Regions from separate parts of the Homo sapiens genome. Here region 2 is linked to region 1. A link is a loop called in an ENCODE intact Hi-C map of the cell type or tissue named here. Cell type or tissue: MCF 10A. All regions are shown on one strand. Each heading gives the region's core, and the rest is flanking DNA. Links, peaks and the distances in the headings are about the cores only.

Region 1 (8,359 bases), core at 35-8,034:
TCTCATCTCATTTTTGCCATCCTTAATACTTATTCTTTGTACTGTACATTAAAAAAAATTCTCATGACTAAATAGTGAGTTTCTACTATATCCCAGGTCCTGTCATAGATGCTGTGGCTAGAAAGAGTAAACAAAATAGAATTTAAAAAAATTTCATGGAGCTTACATTTTAGTGGCAGAAAACAGATGCAAATAAGAGTATTAGAGTTCTATCAGAATCAGAACTACTAGGAAATACATATGATTAAAATCATATATGTAGAATCTGACCTTACACAATTGTGCAGTGGAGGGACCAAGGAAAATTGGCATCTACAAGAATGAGCTGTAATCCATGAGAATGAACTAGAATCAGGACCAATCTCTTCCTGGTTTCAAGGGTTTAGCTTTGATGATGGAGGTGATCTGCAAGAGAAGCTGATGCCCTTTGTCACAGACTTAGGGATTGTTGAAGTTGAAACAGAAGATCTGGGATGACTGAAGAAGCTATAGATCTGGCTACTGCCCCACACTTACAAGACAATTAGTAGATAAGTGATAACTTGCATGATCTGCAACATTGCCTGATGCCCCACACTGACCTTCCAAGTGTAAAAAGTGTATGCTGCTTTACTTTGATTTGCCAGGTCTCATACAAAATGTCTCCTGTGGTCTTTCTGAACGTGGAATTATTCAGGGAAGGGAAGGGAAATGTAGGACTAGCTTAGCTAAACTAAAGTAGAAGCCAATCACAATATGTAAATTATATGGTATGTTAACGTCAATGAGTGCTGTGGAGAAAAACAGCACAGAAGATGAGAAGTGTTTGGAAGGTAGGAATTACAATTTTAAAAAGGTGTTCAGGGGAAATGTCATTCAGAAAGTGACACAAGGTCAACAATTTGAAGAACATGAGGGAGCAAAACATGCAGACATTTGGAAGAGGAATATTCGAAGCAACCAATGCTTTCTCATTGGGGCCATACTTGATACAGTAGGCAAAGTTCCCAGTGACCTCACCTCATGTTATTCCTTCCTTTATGTAATCTCTTGAATGGCAAAGTGGTGAAATGTGAGACCAGGTATTAAAACCTGACTTGTGTTTTGCTACCACTTCCTCTTGTGTCTTTCTGTATTGCTTGCTTTGATCTAGCAAGCTGCTATGTTGGAGAGGCCCATGTGGCAAGGAACAGAGTTGCCTCTGGCCAACATCCCACAAGGAACTGAGGCTATCAGACCAGTAGTCCATGAGGAATTGAATTCTGTCAACAACCATATGAATGAGCTTGGAAGTGGATCCCTACCCAGTTGAGCCCTGAGATGACTATAGCCCCAGCTGTTGATGGCAGCCTGGGAGGGACACTGTAGCAGAGGATCCAGCTAAGCCACACGTGGATTCTTGACCTACAGAAAGTGTGTGAGATAATAAATTCTGTTGTAAGCTACTACATTTTGGGATAATTTGTTATGAAAGAATAGATAACTCAGCTTGGCATGTTCGAAGAATAAAATTTGGACCAGTTTGGCTGGAATGAGGTAAGCAAGTAGGAAGTGAAGTTAGAAAGGTAATGATAGGCTACCTATGGCCTTATAGGTCATTATACAGTTTTTAGTTTTTTTGGAATAAGTTGGATAGCCTTTGGAGAGTTTTGAGTAGAATGACATGATCTAACTTAGGATTTACATGTTCTCTCTCAAAGCTCTGTTTAGAAAAATTCTAGGGTAGCGATGGAGATAATGGTAGAGCAGGGAAAACAGTTAGGGTAGTGCAATAATAAGATGAGCTATTGGTGTTGGGTTAGTGGTAGCAGTGAAAGAAATAAATGATTCAATTCTGGAAATATTTTTATTGTAGAGCTGACAGTATTTGCTGACAGATTGGATATAGTAAAGTATATAAGATAAAGGGATTCTAGGCTATGAGAAAAATGACTAAGGTTTTTGGTGATTTGCTGAGATGGAGACTGCAGGAAGAGCAGGTTTTCGGGGAGAAGTATTTAGGAGCACAGTTTTGTATGTTATGTTTGAGATGCTTTTTAGGCATCCAAGTGGAAGTGTTGAGTAGAGAGTTCAATATATGAATATGGAGGTCTGGGGAGAGGTTTGGCCTGAAGAAAGAAATATGTGAATTGTCAAACTATGGATGGTATGTAAAGCCATGAGATCAGATAATTGTACCAAGGGAGGAAGGATAGATAAAAAGTAGGATAAGAAGCCAGGTGCAGTGGCTCACACCTCTAATCCCATCCCATCACTTTAGGAGGTTGAGAGAGAAGACTCTTTGGAACCTATGAATTTGAGACCAGCTTGGGCAAATGGTGAAACTCCGTCTCTACAAAAAATTTTTTTAAAAAATTAGCCAGGTGTGGTGGCACACACCTGTAGTCCCAGCTACTCGGGAGGCTGAGGCAGGAGGATCGCTTGAGCCCACGAATTCGGGGCTGCAGTGAGCTATGCTCATGTCACTGCACTCCAGCCTGAGCATGAAACCAAGACCCCATCTCTTAAAAAAAAAAAAAGAAAGAAAAAAAGAAAATAGGATAAGAAACTGAGCCTTGGAGCCTGTCAATATTAATCTACCAGGAAAAACAGTAGGAACCTGCAAAGGATGTTGAGAAGTAATTTAAGGAGAAAAGCCAGCAGAGTGTGATACCTTAAAAGTCAAAAAAGTTTTTCAAAAGAAAGTGGTCAATTGTTTATGATACAAGTAGGATGGAAGTTGAGAAATGACCATTGGAGTTAGCTATATGAGGGTCACTTGGGACCTTGTTGAGAGTAATTTCAGAGAGAACAGGAGAAGTATTGGAAATCATGGATTCGGAACAACTATTTTGAAGAGTTACACTGTAAAGAGGAAGAAAAATGCAGCAATATCTGGAAAGGGATGTGGGATCAAGAATGGGTCATTTTTAAAGGATAGGAGAACTTAAAGTATGTTTGTATTCTGATGGGAAAGATCCAGTAGAAATGGAAAAACTGATGATGCAGCAGATATGTGATGAACTGCTTAGGAAATGAGATGGGATCTAGTGCACAAAAGTAGGGGTTACCCTAAGATAATAGTTTAGGCAGTTCATCTATAGAAATAGGAGTACATGGGTACAGGTGCTTGTGGATGAGTGGGTGGTGTGAACTTTGAATGTTCTCATCTACTAATGTTTTTTTCCGGGGTAATAGGAAACCAGGCCATCAACCGAGAGTGAGGATCGGGGAGAGAGTGTTGGAAATTTGAGGAGAGAGGAAAAAATATAATTAGGAGATGGCATCAATAGACTTGGAAAAGTAGTGGGTTTCCCCGGTCACATTAGGAGCTCACTTGAGTTCTTGTAATGAATTCAAAGTCAAATCTCTAGCATGATTGTGTATTTTCTCTTCATCATGCTCAACTGCATAGGTGCTGGTATGGAGCTGACAGGGAGTTGGAGTTAACCAAGTTGCAGTTTGCCAAGAGAGTGAGCAAAGTGATAGAAGGGAAAAGGAATGCATGCAAGGGACTGGTTATATTGATTTACCATGACATTTAAGTTAGACAAGAAGAGATGCTAATACTTGAGAACAGTGAGGGACATTGATAATGTGGTTTAAGTTGGATCCATGAATTTTGAGGTGATGGTGATCCAAGAATTTTGGAGCTGGGATTTTAGAGTAAGTGTTTGACATTGTGAAACATTTATAATATAAATTTATTGAAAAGTTTGGCAAGCAACATTGTGAGCCTTTTATGGTTTAGCCTGAAAAATTGGATTGCCTATGTGTTCTATGATCTCAAACTGGCCTCCAGCACTTTAAGAGTGAACGCCTGACTTGGTTGTAGAAGCTTGCACGTCAGTGAGATTCTGCACTTATGTTTCATTAAATATTTAACATCTCAAAAGCTTGACTTTTTCTTTCTTTCGAAGATGGCTTGTGGTACTTGCTTTAGTCTATTTCCTAGTGAGGCTTTTTTTTTTTTTTTGGGCTTACTTGCCTTTATGCAAAATAAGAGTGTTATTTATTTTAACATTTAATATGGCATATTAAAAGAGAAGATCTTGTTTTGGAGTATTCATAAACTAACAATTTAAAAACATCTAATGCTTTCATCCCATATCAATTAAGATAATTTGAAAATTTAATGATCACTTGTTAAAATTCTCCTTTTTCTACACACAATATAGATTACAGATGTCTTAGGATGTCAAACATTTACTCTAGTACCCCAGCTCCAAATTACTTTGGCCCATTATCCATAAGCATTATAAATATCTGTATTAGTGGGAAGATAAGCTTACGTTTATGTAAAACTTGATGGAACGAAACAAAATCACATGAAACAACAGTTTTTATGTGGCCACTAGATGGCTCTGTTACACTATTATTTAGGTATATGTTTAAATCCCTTTGAATTTGTTACCTTATTATTTAGGTATGTGTTTAAAGCCCTTTGAATTAAATACATTTGTTCATTGTGCATGCATGTATTAATGTATATGTGGATAATAACATGAAAATGTCAGCATATCTAGTATCTCTAAAAGCCTATCCTCTGGACTCTAGTTTTATATGATGAATGTCTACAGTGAATATTGAAAACTTCAGGTTCTACCAGAAAGGAACAACTTTCTCCAGATGCATATTCTAAACATACCATTGGAATACACCAGACCTTTTTAATATGTGAACTTGATATACAGATTTTTAACATACTGAATTCATCAATTAGAGATTTAATTCATTTCCTACTGTCTGAAGTAGTTAATACACTGTTAATGTGTTGTATATCAAACTAGACAATGATTCTGTTGGAGAAATAAAATATTTCTGCCCAGTCTACTGGAGGGCAAGAATGTAGTCATATTCATCTTACCTGCAGTAGTACTTTGGAACATGCTCAATGAAACGTTTGTTGAATGAGGAAGCCAGGATGATAAAAGTGAAAAAGAATTCTGGGAAATTATACATAATGTACAGAAGGAAAAATGAATGCAGGGTAGTACATTTAAGCAAAACTGGCAAACTTTTTTGAATGTAGCTTAGTATATTACGGCAAAGTCGACTAACTCTTTTGGCCTCAGGCACATCTTACCTCTCTCTTTGCCAAAAAGTTTAAATTAAGTCTCCCCGCTGCAATAGGACTATATTTCAAATTTTATAATGGAAATCATTTCAGAGAGAAAAATTCTATGGCAAACTTTGAAACTAATTCCTATTAGTTAGTATTTATAACTGGAATAGGTCTTCACTGTCTCTACCAAAAAATACAAAAATTAGCCAGGCGTGGTGGCAGGTGCCTGTAATCCCAGCTACTCAGGAGGCTGAGTCACGAGAATCACTTGAACCTGGGAGGTGGAGGTTGCAGTGAGCCGAGATTGTGCCACTGCACTGCAGCCTGGGTGACAGAGTGAGACTGCATCTCCAAAAAAATAGAAAATCAAAAACGTAAAATAAAAGACTTCAGATGCTATATAAGAATAAATCCAATTTAAGTTAAATGATGAGAGCACATAGACACATAGAGAAGAACAGTACACACTGGGCCTACCTGAGGGCGGAGGGTGGGAGGAGAGAGAGGATCAGGAAAAATTACTATTGGGTAGTAGGCTTAGTACCTGGGTGATGAAATAATCTGTACAACAAACTCCCATGAAACACATTTACCTTTGTAACAAACCTGCACATCTTGCACATATACCCCTGAATTTAACATAAAAGTTTTTTTAAAAAAACATGCTATGGCTGATACATGCTATAGATGAAACTCAGAACCATGTCACTAAGTGAAAAGAGGCCAGACACAAAAGACTACATACTGTATGAATCTATTGATATGAAATGTTCAAAAAAGGCAAATTTACAGTGACAGAAAACAGATCAATGGTTGACTGGGGCTGGGTTGGGGGCAGGGCTTATCTTCAAATGGGCATGAGGAACCCCGTCTATCAGCCTTCTATCTGGGTGTCAGAGATCTTCTGACATCAGATCGCCATGATGGCTATTCAATTCCATTAATGACTCAGCAGTTATGAGATGTACACTTCACCTGGGTGAGTTTTACAGTAGCTAATCATACACCCTCAAAAGGTCTATTTAAAAAGTCATAAATGAATAGATTAATTTCCACCTTCCTGGACAGTGCTCAACCAGCCTTTCCATATTCACTCTTTAAAGTTCACTCTGTCACCGTGTATTCTACCTGTAACCTGTTTCTGGATTCTGCATGCTAACATTGCGTTGAGAATTGTGCCTCTTTATTCAGGAATATGATTGGTCTATAGATTTGTTTTCTGCCATCTTTGTAAAATTTCAAACAAAAAGTTTAAAATAAATGTCATACTTACACTATAGAGAGAAAAATAAATATATTTCATCTCCAAATGAACAATCATTAAAAAAACCTTCAACTGAATATGTAAGACGTGTTAGTAGTTATTTCTTAATTATATAAGTAAAACTATAGAAAACTAAGTAGAATAGAACCAGATAAGTGACTTTTGTATTTCTCTAATTTAAAACCCTTTTATCAGGATGATAATTTATGTAAATGGGCAGTATTTCTTAGAAAACAGAAGGTCTAGAAAGAAATCTCTGCAATTGAGGACTTAAATTTGATAAAAGCCATACGAATTTTGAAATACCCACCATTCTTTATAGCACTGAACAGAACTTACTGAAAAGGACTAAGAAAGTAAATTATATAAAATAACACAAAAGGGTTCTGAAAATAATTATTTACAGTATCTTTTTTTTTTTTTTGAGAGTCTTGTTCTGACGCTCAGGCTGGAGTGCAGTGGCAGATTTCGGCTTACTGCAACCTCCGTCTCCAGAGTTCAAGTGATTCTCCTGCCCCAGCCTCCCAAGTAGCTGGGATTACAGGCGTACGCCACCACGCCTGGCTAATTTTTGTACTTTTAGTAGAGACGGGATTTCGCCATGTTGGATAGGCTGGTCTCCAACTCCTGACTTCAGGTGATCTGCTCACCTCAGCCTTCCAAAGTGCTGGGATTACAGGTGTGAGCCACTGCACCTGACTACAATTATTTACAGTCTCTAAGGGAGATAGTAGTAATGGTGATAACTAATGTTTATTGAGTACTTATGTGCTCATTAACTCATTTAATCCTAACAATTGTATGAGCGCTATACAATTATTGTCTCTAATTTACAGATGAATAGATTGAGGCACAGAGAAATAATGTAATTAACCTAAGGTTTGAAGTGGATTTGAATGTAGTCTCACTGGCTCAGAGCCCATGCTCTTAACTGGTGTTGTGTGTAAAGGGAGAAAAATGATACTAGGTATAAAATAAGTCTGAGCTTTGCTACTTGTGTGACCTTGGGAAAATTATCTATCCATTCCAAACCTGTTTCCTCATCTGTAGAAGGAAACCAGCAGTATCTTCCTTTTGGTATTATTGTTAGGATAACTTATAAGAATTATCTGGTAATTATCATTTAAAAGTTAGAGGTTTTGTTTTTTTGTCCTACATTTAATAATTATTTTGCTAATTTTAATTATTATTTAAAATTGAATTTATTTTTTGTTATTTAGAAGACAGTTTTAAGTCTTTGTATGATTGGGGAAATATATATTTTTGTTAATCGAATTTATTGATTTTTATGAAAAGTTATACTTTTTTCTAGCACTTAAATATAAGAACATATGTATGTTAAAACTGTCATGTCTTTTCCAGTTACTTATTGTGAAATTAATTCAACAAGTATTTATTGAGCACTTATTATTTCAGAGACTAGACCCATCGATGTGGGGATATATTGATGAAAGAAAAGACAAATAGTTTGCTTTCGAGAAGCTTATTCAAGTAGGAGAAGACAAAAGATCTAATAAAATTGGTAAACTACAGAATTAGTTATAAGATTTTAAGTGCTATGGTTCAAAAAAGATTAGTTCGGAGTAATAGGAATCAGGAGTCAGGGAAGGGAGGAAGGGGTGAAATTTTATGTAAGGTTGTCAGGGTAGGCCTTATTGAGAAAATGACATCTGAGCAAAGACTGAACTACAGTGTAGAAGTTAGCCACGTTGATATTTGTGGGCATGTTAACATGAATGTCTTAAATAAGATAGTCAGCAAGGGAGCCAGTGCAACTGTTGCAGAATGAGAGTTTGAAAAGAGGAGCTGCGGTTAGAAAGGTGATGAATACCACATCATGTAAGGCCTTGCAGGCCACTATAAGGACCGTAGCATAAAAAGTAGAGCTATTGCAGGAATTAAAGTGCTTTGATTTAATTTGTAAAAGGATTATGTCCGGACTTGGTGGGTTCTTGGTCTCACTGACTTCAAGAACAAAGCCACGGACCCTCCCGGTGGGTGTTACAGTTCTTAAAGGCAGCGTGTGCAGAGTTTGTTCCTTCTGATGTTCGGATGTGTTCGGAGTTTCTTCC
Region 2 (8,359 bases), core at 34-8,033, 1.1 Mb after region 1:
ATGACAGGATTTTAGAATTTCTTGTGGCTGAATAGTAGTCTATTGTGTATATGTGTAGACATACACCACATCACATTTTCTTTATCCACTTATCGGTTGATGAACAAGTTGATTGCAGATCTTGGTTATTGTGAATAGTGCTGCAGTAAACATGAATACAAATACCCTCTTGACACACTGATTTCATTTCCTTTGGACATATACTCAGTAGTTAAATTGCTGGGAACATACAGTAGTTCTATTTTTAATCTTTTGTGGAAACTCCTCGCTATTTTCCAGAATGACTGTACTAATTTACAGTCCAACCATTGCTGTGTAATGACTCCCTTTTCTCCACACCCTTGCCAACACTTGCTATCTTTTGATTTTTCATGATAGCCATTCTAACAGGAGTAAGGTTACACTCTTTTATAGTTTTGACTTGCATTTCCTTTATAATTAATGATGTTGAGAATTTTTCAAGCATCATTTGGCTACAATTTTATACTTTTGAGAAATGTCTATTCAGATATTTTGTTCATATTTTCCATATTTTATTAGGGTTATTTGTTTTCTTGTTGTAGAGTTGTTGGACTTGATTTCTTTATGCATTTGACTCTTGCACAACATGGTGGCTAGGGAAGCCAAAACCCAGCACATGTATGACTTTTGATGCCCCCAAAACTTAACTACTAATAGCCCATTGTTGACTGAAAGCCTTTCTAATAACATAAAGAGTTAGCACATATTTTATATGTTATATGTATTATATGCTGAATTTCATAATAAAACAAGCTCCAAAAAGAAAATATTATTAAGAAAATTATAAGGAAGAAAAAATGTATGTACTATGCTTTAAAAGGAAGTAGACCACCAAAAATTATTCATTCTCCTTGTGTTCGCATCGAGTAGGCTAAGCAGGAGAAGGATGATGAGAGGTTGTTGGTTTTGTTGTATCAGAGGTGACAGAAGTAGAAGAAAAAATCCACGTCTAAGTGTATGTGTAGTACGAGCCCATTTTATTTGAGAATCGAATGTATATTTTGGATGTTAACCTGTTAATAGAGGTATAATTTGCAAATATGTTCTCTCATTCTATGGGTTGTGTCTTCGTCCTGGTGATTTTTCCCTCTGCTGTGCAGAATCTTTGCAGTTTGATGTAATCCTATTTGTCTGTATTTGTCATTGTTGCCTGTGGTTTAGTGGTTTTGTCCAAAAACATCTTTGCCTGCACTAATGTCATGGAGCTTCTCCCTTATGTTTTCTTCTAGCCGTTTTGTAGTTTAGATTCCCACATTTAAATCTTTATTTTATTTTGAGTTACTTTTTGTGTATGATAAGAGTAAAGGTCTAATTTCGTACTTCTGCATGTTAATATCCAGTTTTCCCAGCATCATTATTGAAGAGTATGTCTTTTCCCTGCTGTGTGTACTTGGAAACTTTGTTGAAAATCAGTTGGCTGTAGATGCATGGATTTATTTCTGGGCTTTCTGTTATTTTCCATTGCTCTTTGTATCTATTTTATGCCAGTACCATGTTGTTTTGATTACTACAGCTTTCTATTATATTTTGATGTCAGGAATGGTGATACCTCCATGGGGGTTTTATTTTTGTTTTTGTTTTTCTCAAGATTGCCATGACTGTTAGATCTTTCACAGTTTTATACAAATTTTAGGGTTGTTCTGTTTACTTCCTTGAAGAATGCAACTGGTATTTTGATAGAGATTGCATTACATTTGTAGATCACTTTGGGTAAATGGATATTTTAACAACATTAATTTTGCCAGTCAATTAACATGGGATGTCTTTCCCTTTTTGTATTTTTTCAATTTCATTCATTAATGTCTTATAGTTTTTATTGTACAAATATTTCGCTTCCTTGGCTAAATATTTTTAGTCTTTTTTTGTAGCTATTGTAAAGGAAATTATTGTCTTTAAATCTTTTTCAGATATTACACTATTGATTTATAGAAATACTGCTGATATTTGCATATTGATTTCATATCCTCTAACTTTACTGAATTTTTCTATTAATTTTAATAGTTCTTGGTATAATATTTGGGGTATTCTATATATAAGATTATGCCATCTGAAAGCAAGAACAATTTGACTTCCTCCTTTTCTATTTCATTGCCTTATTACTCTGGTCAAGACTTCCAGGACTATGTTGAATAGTCTTGTTCCAGATGTTAAAAAGGAAGTTTTCAGCTTTTCTTAGTTCATTGTGATATTAGGTGTGATTTTGTTATACAAGGTCTTTATTATTTTGAAGGTCTATCCCTTCTATATCTAATTTGTTGAGAGTTTTTATTATGAAAGAATGTTGAATTTTATCAAAATTTTCTGTGTGTATTGTAATGATCATATAATTTTGTCCTTTATTCTGTTGATGTGATGTATCACATTTATTGATTTGCATATGTTGAACCATTAGTGCATCTCTGGTACAAATTTCACTTGATTATGGTGAGTAATGCTTTTGATATACTGTTGGATTTGGTTTGATAGTATTTTGTTGAGAATTTTTCCTCAGGGATATTGGTCTGTAGTTTTCTGTTTTTGTTGTGTCTTTATCTGGTTTTGCTAGCAAAGTAATGCTGGCCTCATAGAATGAGCTCGGAAAAATTCCCTCCTATTCAATTTATGGAAGAATTTGAGAAGCACTGGAAGTGAAGCAGTGAAGCCATCTGGTCATGAACATTTCTTGGATAAGTGACATGGTTTTGTTGTGTCCCCACCTAAATCTCATCTTGAGTTCCCACTTGCTGTGGAAGGGACCTGGTGAGAGGTAATTGAATCATGGGGGCAAGTCTTTCCCATGCTGTTCTCGTGATAGTGAATAAGTCTCACGAGATCTGATTGTTTTAAAAAGAAGGGCTCCCCTGCACAAGCTCTCTCTCTTTGCCTGCTGCCATCCATGTAAGACTTGACTTGCTCCTCCTTGCCTTCTGCCATGATTGTGAGGCTTCCCCAGCCACATGGAACTGTGAGTTCAATTAAACCTCTTTCTTTTGTAATTTGCCTGGTCTCGGATATGTCTTTATCAGCAGCATGAAAACAAACTGATACAATTAGAGACTCTATTATTGATTCACTGCCATTATTCATTATTAGTCTGTTCAGGTTTCCTGTTTCTTCATTATTTAATCTTGGTAAGTTTTATGTGTCCAGGGATTTATCTATTTTTTGGTCATTCAGTTGTTTTGGTGTACAGTTGTTAATAATGGTACCTAATGATACTTTGTGTCTCTGTAGTATCTAATGTAATGTCTTCTTTTTTGTCTCTGATTTCATTTATTTGGGTCTTCTCTCTTTTTTCTTGCTTAGCTGAGCCAAAACTTTGTCAATTTTGTTGTCCATTCAAAAACCAACTATTAGCTTGATTGATTGTATACATTTTATATCCATTTTATTTATTTTTCCTTCTACTAATTTTGGGTTTGATTTCTTTTTGTTTTTCTAGTTCTTTGAGGTACACTATTAGATTGTTTATTTGAGATCTTCCTTTTTTTTTTTTTTCTGATTTTGTCATTAATGGCTAATAACTTTCCTCCTAGTACTGCTTTGGCTGTATCTCATTGGTTATTTTATGTTGCATTTCCATTATTATATGTCTCAAGAAATTTTTAAATTTTCTTTTTAATTTCTTCACTGAACCACTTGTTGTTTAGGAGTGTATTGTATTTCTCAATTTTCATGTATATATATATATACATATATATATACATATATATATACATATATATATAGTGTCCTGAGATTTTTTTTATTATTGATTTCTAGTTTTATTGCATTGTGGTGAGAAAAAAAATATTGGATATTAAATCAAATTTTTGAAAATGTTTGAGATGTGCTTTGTGGCCTACCATATGATTTCTCCTGAAGAATGTTCTGTGTGCTGTTCAGAATAATATATATTCTGCAGCTGTTGGTTGGAATATTCTGTAGATATCTATTAGGTTAATTGGATCTAAAATGCAGTCTAACTCTACTGTATCTCTGTTGATTTCCTATCTAGATAATTTGTCCATTACTGAAAGTGGGGTGTCCCCTACCATTTGCTTTATATATTTAGGTGTTCTGATGTTGGGTGCATATATATTTACAATTACTATATTATCTTGTTGAACTGACCCTTTGATAGTTATACAATGACCTTATCTTATATTATATTATATATATTATAATATTATATTATATTATATTATCTTGTTGAATTGACCCTTTGATAGTTATACAATGACCTTCTTTGTCTCTTTTAACTGCTTTAGATTTAAAGTTTATTTTTTTGAGTTCAGGCACAGTGACTTACACCTATGATTGCACTTTGGGAGACTGAGGTGAGAGGATCATTTGAGCAGAAGAGGTTGAGACTAGCCTGGGCAACATAGAGAGATCTTGTCTCTACTAAAAACATAAAAATTAGTCAGGCTTAGTGGAGTGTGACTGTATTTTTAGCTACTCAAGAGGCTGATGATGTGGGAGGATAACTTTAGCCCAGGAGTTCATGGTTGCAGTGAGTCATTATTACGTCACTGCGCTCCAGCCTGAATGACAGAACAAAACCCTGGCTCAAAAAAGAAAGTCTATTTTATGTGATATTAGTATGACATATACTACTCTTTCACTTTACATTTGCATGGACTATCTTTTCTCATCTGTTGGCTTTGTCAATATGTTTCTTTAAAGATGAGATGAGTTTCTTGTTACCAACATAGGTTTGAATCTTCTTTTTTAATCTATTAAGTCACTCTCTCTTTTAAATAGATAATTTAATCCACTTCTGTTTAACTATCAGTAAGCAAGGCTTTACTACAGGGATTTCTTACTTGATTTTTAGGACATTTTTGTAGTTTTTTTTTTTCCTATTTTCGTTGTCTTACTTAAAGTATAATAAAAAAATTAAAAATAAGTAAATAAATAAATAAAAACGATTGGTAACCTTTGATCTTAGTCTACCTGGATACTTTTATTTTTCTCTATTGGTTTTGCAAAGTTTTCTGATACTGCCTATTTGAATAATCTTTCCAGACCTTTGGAATTCCTCAGTCCCTCTTTAACCCCGATAACCTGAGTATTTACTCCTGATGTTGTCTCATAGTTCCCATAAGCGTTCTTTGTTCCTTTGAATTTTCTTTTATTTTTCCCCTGGCTGTGTATTTTCAAACAGCCTATCTTTGAGCTCACCATTTTTTCTACTGTTTAATTGATTCTACTGTTGATTCCCCCACTATTGCATTTTTTAATTTTTTATTGTAGTTTTCAGCTCCAAGGTTTCTGTTTGATTATTTCAATCTCTTTGTTAAGTTTCTCTGATAAACCACTGAATTGTTTCTTTGTGTTTTCTTGAAGTTTGGTGATTTTCCTTAAAAGAGGTATTTTTATTTCTTTTCCTGGCAGATCATACATATTGATTGCTTTAGGGTGGATCTTTTGTGCATCATTTTATTCAGTAAACTCATAGTTCTCTCAATGGTCTTAATGATTGTGGTTGAACAACAACATCTGTGAACTGGAGAATTAGGTATTTGTTTCAGTTCTCACAGTCTGGCTTTTTTTTATGCCTGTCTTTTCAGAAATTGTAAGCAGGGTGCTTATTATTTTCTCTGAGCCCCTGGTCACTCCTGCTGGTTTAGTACAAGATGACATCCTAAGTCCCTAAAGAATGTTGTCTATCCTGCTTGGTCTGAGTTTCCATCTGAGGTCAGTGCAGGTCCAGAGGGTTTACCCATGGTCTCTGGTTTGTACTCAGGTGCTGAAGATCTCTGTCTGGTGCTGGGCTTTCCCATGTAGTCCAGGCTTTAAACTCCAAGGCAAGATTTTGTGCCACTCATTCTCCCATGTGAACAATGTCTCTTTCTTTGCTATTCTGACTGGGGTTGGAGAAGAATGGGGTGGGCATTCTCATGGCTGCCACAACCACTATAATGCTAGGCCCACCTGAATCCCACAGTTACTGAGACCAAAGCAGCACAGAGTAATGTTCAAGGCCCATGTTGTCACCAAATGCCTGATGCTGAGGTTTATTTGTGGTTTGAGACTGCAGCAGATGGCCAGCAGTAATGTGAGCCAGAAAGAGTCTATTTCAACAAGGCCACCATTCTCTACCTGGAACTGAGGCAGGGATAGGATTTCTGTCCACAGACATGTGTCTTGGGTCAGGAGCTGGCAGCTTCTGCCTGGTGTTGGATTTCATTGTGATTGGCCTGGCACTGAGTTCAAATCAAAGTCCTGCACTCACTTTCTTCTCTTTCCCCCAAGTGGAATGGGTCTTTCTCATTGCTGTGCTGTTTGGAGTGGGGCAAGCAATGATCCATGCAAGATAGCTTTGTCCCTTCTACCTTCTTCAACGTGACTTTTCTTATAATTATGCCAATACCAGGTACTGTGATCTCTTAGCTGTTTCTGAGGCTCTGGTGAAGATAGTTTTATTCATGGATAGTTGTTAAAATTGATGTTTCTATAAGGAAATGAACACTGAAAGGTCTTATTCTGTCATTTTGCTTTTCCTCTTCACCAATATTTTAAAAATAAGGCAGTTTCTATCTGTTCAGCTACTGGCAGGTATTTCTTATGGGGATTGGAATACAGAGATCTACACTAGCAGGAATTTTTCCTCAATCATAATATGTGGTTTATGTCATTGTGTGATTGTGGTAATAGTGGTGTGCATGTGTGTGCGTGCATGTGTGAGTGTGTGTGAGAGAGATAAAAAGATATTTTTAACTTTACTTCTTCTAAGTTAGCAGATATTTGGAGCTACAGATTGAATACCACTCATAATTACATGCTTTAGCGTGTCTTTACCTTCAAATTGCTTTCTGCAAAAATGATACCATTATGGATTTTCAGAACACTTACAAATTCTATTATTATAATTATTATTTACAAAATATGACTTTTATAATTTTTTACATGCATTGATCCAATTGATTACAAGATTGTGGAATATCTTTTAAAATATTATGAAGTAATTTTTAAATGAACTTTCCATTTCTTTTGAATTATCAGCTTTCTCTCTGGTCATATTTTTGGCTTCTTTGTTTCAGGTTTACCATTTTATTCTGTAGCTTTTATAAACACAAAGTCAAACAAAGTCATTCTCAACTCCTTTCTCCTTTACTTTCCTGCTACATGGATTCTAGAAAGTGAAAGTATTTGACGTCTAAGCATTCCTTTCAGCTAGCACTGGCCACATATCACAGATCTTGCCATGTGATGTAGGAAGAAATCTCTGTGGGAGCCTTTTCTAGATGATTAAAAGAAACTAGGCACCTTTTTCCCCATTCTTTCTTTCTGCCTGGACAACAACTGTTGTTCCTGAAGCTGCATTGCCACCATGAGGCCACAAGGGAAAAGTGTAAAATGACAAGTACTTTAGAAAAAATACAGCATTCTGAGTCCTTAATAACACGCTTAGAAAACCGTACCTTCCTGAAAGAACTGTCTTCTTACGTTGTTTTCTGTGACTAAAAATAATTCTGTCTGTATTATGTTGGTGATTGATGGATTTTCTGTGACCTGAAGTTATAGAGGGGGTTTACTGTTTTATGCACAAAATTTTCTGGGAAACAACTCTATTTTCAGCTCTAAATACTTTTCCAGCCTAAAAATTAACCACCCTTGTACATGTTTTGTGTTCTTCCGGGTACCTGGTACTGCTTATTGATCATAGCTTCCTCTCTTTGAATATATTCTGGGTCAGTATTTCTTCCACTCTGTTCTTAAAACTTTGTTTTTTTAACATTACTTAAAATAATGTGTTAAAGTACCATCTCTAGTGGGCTCATTTTTATTATGTTTGCTGCTCATATACATATGTGTGTGTGTGTGTGTGTGTGTGTGTGTGTGTTCCAATAACACCTTATTGCTCCCTATTTTTTTGATCCATATTTCTACATGGTATCATTTGTTACTGTATGATGGATTTCCTTTGACATTTCACATAATGTTAGTCTGCTGAAAGAGTATTATTTTAGCATCCTATATTTTAAAGATGTTGATTTTGTTGTTGAACGATCTTTTTACTGAGTATAGAATTCTAGATTGATAAGTGTTTTTTTTAAATATTTTTCTCCACTCTCTTATTGCTTTCATTGTTTTGAAAAAGAATTCGGCTGTCAGCCTTATCTTTGTTTCCCTTTATGTAATGTGTCCATCTTCTCTGGCTGTTTTTAAGGCAATCTATCAATAATTTTGAGCAATTTGATTATTTTGTATCATGGTGTAGTTTTTTAAAAACATTTTTGTACTTGGTTTTGATGAACTTCATGGATCAGTGCATATATAGTTTTTCTCCACTTTTGAAATATTTTCACTATTATTTATTCCAGTAAATTTTCTGATTAAATGAAAACTAATTACATATATGTAGATTTGT

The links. Peaks named below come from ENCODE experiments on the same cell type or tissue, not always from the same donor. Only the 100,000 strongest peaks of a DNase experiment are listed, where the experiment ranks them.
Region 2: a loop joins it to region 1, with 25 times the contacts of the local background. A loop is called at or near these places in 13 of 110 quality-filtered maps.

What each region holds. Positions count from the first base shown.
Region 1 is chr4:118,266,589-118,274,947 of GRCh38, reverse strand. LOC124900765 (a long non-coding RNA gene) reads right to left here. Exons shown (of 2, transcript XR_007058244.1): 2 at 8,177-8,359. Among named protein-coding and RNA genes, the nearest start is that of SNHG8, 8.0 kb to the left of the region's middle. In MCF 10A, for the core only: a CTCF peak has its summit at 4,326 (motif pointing right); a DNase peak (open chromatin) is centred at 4,317.
Region 2 is chr4:117,133,471-117,141,829 of GRCh38, reverse strand. No RefSeq gene overlaps it. Among named protein-coding and RNA genes, the nearest start is that of TRAM1L1, 52 kb to the right of the region's middle. In MCF 10A, for the core only: a CTCF peak has its summit at 7,314 (motif pointing left); DNase peaks (open chromatin) are centred at 4,489 and 7,309.